Linked DNA regions of Homo sapiens: region 1 is linked to region 2. Evidence: read pairs that join two places in POLR2A ChIA-PET (ENCODE). Cell type or tissue: PC-9. All regions are shown on one strand.

What was found. Peaks named below come from ENCODE experiments on the same cell type or tissue, not always from the same donor. Only the 100,000 strongest peaks of a DNase experiment are listed, where the experiment ranks them.
Region 1: POLR2A ChIA-PET joins it to region 2 with 6 read pairs; 2 of 35 experiments call an interaction of 5 or more read pairs at or near these places.

What each region holds. Positions count from the first base shown.
Region 1 is chr10:12,269,431-12,273,430 of GRCh38, reverse strand. No RefSeq gene overlaps it. Among named protein-coding and RNA genes, the nearest start is that of CDC123, 75 kb to the right of the region's middle. In PC-9, no CTCF peak of the experiment used is centred here; DNase peaks (open chromatin) are centred at 2,320 and 2,880; H3K4me3 peaks cover 292 bases; H3K27ac peaks cover 1,677 bases.
Region 2 is chr10:12,598,805-12,602,804 of GRCh38, reverse strand. The region is part of intron 2 of CAMK1D (calcium/calmodulin dependent protein kinase ID); the gene reads right to left. Among named protein-coding and RNA genes, the nearest start is that of MIR4480, 22 kb to the right of the region's middle. In PC-9, no CTCF peak of the experiment used is centred here; no DNase peak of the experiment used is centred here.

The DNA of each region.
Region 1 (4,000 bases), 330 kb after region 2:
GGGGTTTCACCATGTTGGCCAGGCTGTTCTTGACCACCTGACCTCAAGTGATCCACCTGCCTCAGCCTCCCAAAGTACTGGGATTCCAGACGTGAGCCACCACTCCTGACCCATCTTTTTAAGCTTTCTACCTACATTAATGGACACCAGCAGCTGTGTCTCTACTGCTCTCACCCTTACAGATTCTGCTCCTCTCTGCACGAGCAGGTAGGTGACGGAGCCATAGGAGATGGGCCGTGCTCTGGATGCCTTCTTCAACCCTCACAGACAAGAAAAGCCGTGTTTTCCAGGCCGAGTGTTGCCTGGAAGCCTCTCTCCTATTATTCAAAAGCCCTTCCACCTGTGCCTAATCTAGATGATTCAATGGGGCTTTGCAGTTTAACTGCTTCCTGCCCTCTACATGTTGGTTACGTGTATGCGATCCCAAGTTTGTGAGGGTGCAATTACTTGAAGCAGTAAAGAGGTTGTTGCCAAAACGGAGTCCTCAATCCAAACTCAGCCACTGTTTGCAGAAGAGAATATTCTGGGAATTTCTCAATATGAGTAGCTAATGGTAGTTGTGATTAAAACCTTCTTAGTGTAAATTATAGCAAGCAGAAACAGTGATGACATTTGTCTCTGTGACTGTGATGTAAGAAAGTCCACAGACATGTTATTTAGTACAAATTGACCATCTACTGTGTGCCAGGTGTCATACCAGGTATAGCAAACATACATTTCCATAGTTGAAAAAGAACGTAGAGATCACACATTCCAACCATCCATAGATTGTTGCATCCAATTTACAACATCTCCACCAAGAATAACTCATGGGCCAGGTGCAGCGGCTCACGCCTGTAATCCCACCACTTTGGGAGGCCAAGGCAGGTGGATCACCTGAGGTCAGGAGTTCAAGGCCAGCCTGGCCAACATGGTGAAACCCCATCTCTACAAAAAATATAAAAAGTAGCTGAGCACGGTGGCACATGCCTGTGGTCCCACCTACTCAGAAGGCTGAAGCACAAGTAATTGCTTGAACCTGGGAGGCGGAGGTTGCTGTGAGCCAAGATCACACAACTGCACTCCAGCCTGGGTGACAGAGAGAGACTCGGTCTCAAGAAAACAAACAAACAAACAAAAACTCTTATGGAGAGGAACCCACAGATTCCCATAGCAGTCCATTCTACTTTTACTCAGCTCTGACTGTTAGAAAGTGCTCCCTTGGAGGCTGAGGCAGGAGAATCACTTGAACCTGGGAGTCAAAGGTTGCAGTGAGCCAGAATCGCACCACCGCACTCCAGCCTGACGACAGAGAGACTCCATCTCAAAAAAAAAAAGAAAAGAAAAAAAGAAAGAAAGTGCTCCCTTGGGCCGGGCGCGGTGGCTCACGCCTGTAATCCCAGCACTTTGGGAGGCCGAGGTGGGCGGATCACGAGGTCAGGAGATCGAGACCATCCTGGCTAACACAGTGAAACCCTGTCTCTACTAAAAATACAAAAAAAATTAGCCGGGCGTGGTGGTAGGTGCCTGTAGTCCCAGCTGCTTGGGAGGCTGAGGCAGGAGAATGGCGTGAACTCGGGAGGCGGGGCTTGCAGTGAGCCGAGATCGCGCCACTGCACTCCAGCCTGGGTAACAGCGAGACTCCATCTCAAAAAAAAAAAAAGAAAAAGAAAAAAGAAAGTGCTCCCTTGGGTTAATTCCTTTTTTTTTTTTTTTTTTTTTGAGACCAAGTCTCGCTCTGTCGCCCAGGCTGGAGTGCAATGACGCGATCTCAGCTCACTGTAATCTCTGCCTCTTGGGTTCAAGCAATTCTCCTGCCTCAGCCTCCCGAAAAGCTGGGACTACAGGCACGTGGCACCACACCTGGCTAATTTTTTGTGTTTTTAGTAGAGACAAGGTTTCACTGTGTTGGCCAGGCTGGTCTCAAACTCCTGACTTCAGGTGATCCACCCGCCTCGACCTCCCAAAGTGCCGGGATTACAGGTGTGAGCCACCGCACCCGGCCTCCCTTGGGTTATTTCCTAATTCATAATCATTGCTTATGTGGAAGGAACTATAATCAGCTATATCTCCTCTTGCTAAGAAAAGGAATTATTCCTGTATCTTGTCCTGGCATCCACGTGTCCTCACGGTCTCTTATGATGTGACTCAACAGAAGTTGCGGGCATTTTTTTTCAGACCTAGAAGTTGACAGTTTACCAAACAGGTATTCTGTTTCCTGGCACCAAGTCAGAAATATGTTCCCAGGTTAGTTAAAAGGTGTCGAGGTGTTCGATTTCAGGCGTCTAGCTGATGCTCAGCCCATGCAATTAGGAGCCCGGCCAGAGCAAGTAAATCTTTTAGGCTCTTGGATGATGAGTCACGAATTCCATATAAGGCCCAACTTCCAGCCCCTGGCACTGAGGATGATCATAAGTGTTTGATCCTCTTGAGGCAGTTGCATTTTTACAGGGAGTTCTAACAAAAATAGATTACTCCACCCTGATTATGAGGAAATGCTTTGCTTAAGAAGCAGAAGTAGAGAGGGGGTGGAAAGGCTTGATGGCTGAAAGAAAACACTTGTTTGAAGTTTTCTTTTTCTTTTTCTTTTTTTTTTTGAGAAGGAGTTTCCCTCTTGTCACCCAGGTTGGAGTACAGTGGCGCTATTTTGGCTCACTGCAAACTCCGCTTCCTGGGTTCAAGTGATTCTCCTGCCTCAGCCTCCCGAGTAGCTGGAATTACAGGCACCCGCCAGCACACCCAGCTAATTTTTGTATTTTTGGTAGAGATGGGGTTTTACCATGTTGGCCAGGCTGGTCTTGAACTCCTGACCTCAGGTGATCCACCTGCCTCGGCCTCTCAAAGTGCTGGGATTACAGGCGTGAGCCCGGCCTAAAGTTTTCAAATGTAAAATAATTTTGCTAGAAGACAAACAATGGTTACGAAATTTTTATGGGAAACTTTTTTTTTTTGAGATAGGTTCTCGGTCTGTCATCCAGGCTGATGCGATCACATCTCACTGCAGCCTTGATAACCCAGGCTCAAAGGATCCTCCTGCCTCAGCCTCCCGAGTAGCTGGGACTACAAACACATGCCACCACATCTGGCTAATTTTTTTTTCTTATTTTTTTGTAAAGACAGGGTCTTGCTATGTTGCCAAGGCTGTTCTCAAACTCCTGGGCTCAAGCAATCCTCCTGCCTCAGCCTTCCAAAGTGCTGGAATTACACCTGTGAGACTCCATGCCCAGCTAGGAAACTATTTTGAATTTAGCATTCCCTACCCACTCAGATTATCGATCAAATGTGAAGCAATCAAAGAGACACTATTAAGATGTGCACAGGAGAACTTGGAAGATGTATTCCACAAGTACTCACCATGAAAAAGATGCTCAGGAACTACTTTGACAAAACAAAAGAGGAATTAAAGAAAGGGAAAGAAATTGGATAAAAAAAAAAAAAAAAAGAAGGACTGGCTGGGCACGGTGGCTCACTCCTGTAATCCCAGCGCTTTGGGAGGCCAAGGTGGGTGGATCACCTGAGGTCAGGAGTTTGAGACCAGCCTGGACAACATGGCGAAACCCTGTCTCTACTAAAAATACAAAAAATTAGCCGGGTGTGGTGGTGCATGCCTGTAGTCCCAGCTACTCAGAAGGCTGAGGCAGAAGAATTGCTTGAACCCAGGAGGCGGAGGTTGCAGTGAGCCAAGATCACACCAGTGTACTCCAGCTTGGGTGACAGAGCAAGACTCTGTCTCAAAAAACATATAAATAATTAATTAATTAAATTTTTAAAAGAAGGATTGTCAAGTCTCACCCAGAAGATGTGGCATGTAATGTTGGGGGTGGGCGGTGCAGGAGAGATAGGGGCCGGGGGAAGGAGGGCGGGGAAGGGGGCCGCAAGCTGGAGCTGTCAAGCGGCAAAATTCTAAAGCCAGAAGACTGAATTTCTGTTTTTATGGGTCCATACCTGTCCATTTGAGGAGTCCTTTCTTGAATAACTCAAAGCTCTTTGAAAATATTTATCTCCCTTGATCCTGGTCTCT
Region 2 (4,000 bases):
TCCCACACAGACAGAGGCGGAGTGTGTAGGCAGAGCGGCCTCCATGCGTCTCTGCAGGCCCAGTGCCATTACGGACCTGAAACAATGCAGGTCCTCCCCAAACAAACATTTCCTAAGTGCTCAAAGAACAGCCATCGCCTTTTATGCTGACATATTTAAATAGAGGCACTTCTGGTGTGCCAGGAATTCACAGCAGATAAAATGGATCTGCTGCCCAGGAGGGGTGAAGCTGCCCACTCTCTTCTCTAATTCAGAATGCTCCCACACCCTGTGCTCTGTCCCAAATGGCACCTGCTCCTACAAATATAGCTCCTGTCACCCAGGAATCTTTCTTTCATCAGGTTGTTTGCATCTTTTCAGGGTTGGAAAAGTCATCGGTGAGAGATTTCCTGCTATCTGTAGACCACCTATGAACATGAAATGAGAGACTGTGAGTGGGGATCGGGTGCTGTGGCTCACACTTGTCATCCCAGCACTTTGGGAGGCTGAAGTAGGGGGATCACTTGAGGCCAGGAGTTTGAGACCAGGTCTGGGCAATATAGTGAGACCCTGTCTCTACAAAAATGAATAAACAGATAAAATAAAAGATTGTGAGTAGAGATATAAAATGAGTTTATACAGGGCTTTCCTGAATTACTTTCCTGTAATCAAACTTTGCCTCAGATAGACGCAGCAGTGGTTTTATAAGACCATAGTTCTTCGGGGAGTATGAGGAAGGCAAACAGAACCACTGGGGGAGATGCTTCAAATCATAAGACAGGCATTCCCCTTGTTCTGGAACATTCTGAAGTCCCATCTACTATGAGTGGTTCCAGAATGGGCCCCCTGCCACAGGATCCCTTGCCCTGGGCAGGACACACAGGTAGAGGGGGCTTCTTCCTGTTTCCTCCTAAGAGCTCAGCTGCCTTGTCCACAGGTACCTAATGCACACCAGCTGAGCTGAAACGAGCTACCGAGGCTAAGACGATTCTGCAGGGGAGAAGAAAGCCCTGCTGATGGCTTGCCACTGTGTTTAGAATTTGTCTCTTTAAGAAATGAACTGAGGCTGGGCACGATGGCTCATGTCTGTAATCCCAACACTTTGGGAGGCCGAGGCGGGCGGATCACGAAGTCAGGAGTTCAAGACCAGCCTGGCCAACCAGGTGAAACCCCGTCTCTACTAAAAATACAAAAACCAGCCAGACGTGGTGGCGGGTGCCTGTAATCCCAGCTACTCAGGAGGCTGAGACGGGAGAATCACTTGAACCTGAGAGGCAGAGGTTGCAGTGAGCCGAAATTTTGCCATTGCACTCCAGCCTGGACAATAGAGCAAGACTCTGTCTCAAAAAACAAAAAAGAAGAAATGACTTGAGACTCTCACATAAGTCTGTGGCAGACTTATACGAGGTGCTGTGGCAGGCCACACACGTGCCAGGTCACAGGAACTAGAGAGCTCAGGTCATGTGTTTTCATGTCATATGTCTATCTTCACATAAGATACAGGCAAGACTGAGTGAAACCAAATTTATCATGCAATGAAAACTTGCTCACATTATTTACAGGACATGGAATGCTTGTAAATAAAAGCTCACACCAAAAAGACTTAATCTCTGAGCAAAAAAAAAAAAAAAACAAACAAACAAAAAAAAAAAACTATCATTTTATCCAGCAATCCCACTACTGGGTGTCTACCCAAAGGAAAGAAATGATTATATCAAAAAGATACCTGCACTCATGTCTACCACCGCACCACCCACAATTGCAAAGATAGGGAATCCACCTAAACATCCATCATTAGAAGATTGGACAAAGATAATGTGGTACATGCATACCGAGGAACACTATTCAGCCATAAAAAAGAATGAAGTCATGTCGTTTGCAGCAACATGGGTGGGTGGAAGTGGAGGCCATTATGTTAAGTGAAATAACTCAGAAACAGAAAGCTAAATACCACATGTTCTCACCCACAAGTGGGAGCTAAATAATGTGTACATGTGAACATACAGAATGGAGTAACACACGTTAGAGGCTTAGAAGGGTAGAAGAATGGGAGGGCATGAGGGAGGAGAAATTACTTAATGGGTACAATGTACATGATTTGGGTGATGGTTACACCAAAAGCTCAGAATTCACCACTACGCAATAGATCCATGTAACAAAACTGTACTTGTACTCCTTAAATTGATACAAAACAAACAAACAAAATCTCTGAGCAAACATCTTGCAGGGTTAAGTCAATTAAAGAGAAAATTCTTTCATTATCGGACTTCTTGGTTGCTAAAAAGGAAAAGTGAAATGTCGCCAGATCAACATTTACTAAACTCTTAAGGTGCTTGGAATTTCCTTGGAATCAAAACACACGTTCACTGACCCCTCTATATTCTGTTAAAACAAACCAAGCGTGAGTAGGTTACCGAGTAGGGACTCTTTCTAGGTTTGCCTGGCAACATAAAGCTTGAGCTCTGAGTGAAAACGTAGGGCCCATTGTTTCATTCCATTGTTTCTGAAGTCCCCCTTGAGTTGAGGAGGTCTCAAAGGGAATGCTGAACTAGAAACAGGGGGGCCCACCCAGCTTCCCATGTAAGAAGCGGGGAACTGGAGTCAAATATCCTTGAGTATCTCTCCTGTTTTTTTCTTTCTTCTAACTTGGGTATTTTTACAAACTTCTATTGTTCTGCTATTTCCTTCTTCCCACCCTCCTTCCCTCTCTCTTCGTAATTTGAGACAAGGTCCCACTCTGCTGCCAAGGCTGGAGTGCAGTGGCACAATCATAGCTCACTGCAGCCTCCAACTCCTGAGCTCAAGTGATCCTCCTGCCCCAGCCTCCTAAGCAGCCAGGACTACAGGAACACGCCACCACATCTTGCTCGTTCTACTGTATTTTCTTAAAAAATAAAGCCAATTGTTGACAAAAGGTTGGTTGGTTTTTTATTTGTTTGTTTGTTTGCCTTAATGTGTGCATTTAACAATCCTCTAGCTGATGATAAGGGATTTATACAATTCTGCAATTCTTCTCATCCCCAGAAGCTGGCAATGGGGAGGCTGCAAGCCCTCCTCTGGGGCCCGTGTGGAAAAGTTGTGAATACCGATGCACTATGACCCAAATGCCAAGAGCTCACAAATGCTCAGAAAACACCAGCATCTCTTCATGGAGGACACAAAGGCCAAAGTGGTAGGACTGCTCCTCTCCCTCTCCTGATCGTGTTCACGTTGCTCTCTTTCTACCACGAATAGGTTTGTCTAAAAGGGGACAAAAAGAAACCAACACAAATGCATTGCTGAGCCAAAGACTGGCTCTTTTCTTCTTACTTTATGTCTGTCTCATCCCAGAGGGTTTCTCCTTTGAGGCAGTGCACTGCCTACTCTCTGATGCCAGGTGGGCACGATGAGGTCACAACACCTCCTAGGATCCAGTGAGCCACATGCTTCCTTGGTCCACCCCACACCACCCCTCCAGCTCCAGGAGACACCTTATTCCACCAGAACCTACAACGCAGCTGCATCCCGCCTCACTGAATGGACAGAATTTCTCCCTTCCACTCTCAAAATAAGATGCAGCAGGGAATCACTTCCACCTCCAATTCTTTAAGCCAAAACCTTCACCATAATTTTTTACAACTCAAGAAAACACAGCGACTGCTCCAAGTAACCCCCAAAAAGATACTCAGTTAGCCTAACTGTTCAACAAATAATGATGATCATTATATGCGAGTTATTGGCTGTAGGAACATATGAACATACAATTCCCAGAAACACCTAAGGCCTTTCCTAAATCATGGGCAGGTCACACCCCCTCTCTGAATTCTATGAATACCTGAGCATTCTCGTGCATCATTACTCAGAAATTGTGTACATTCGTGCTAATTCCAAAGTAGTTGTTTCCCTACTCACCTCCCACCCCAAATGCAGAGATTACATCACATCACACACATCGAGATATTTTGGTCTTTGTAGGCCTCGTAAAAATAGATTTGTTATATCCAGGCATTGCACATAGAGCCAGTAGCATGTTATTTGCAAG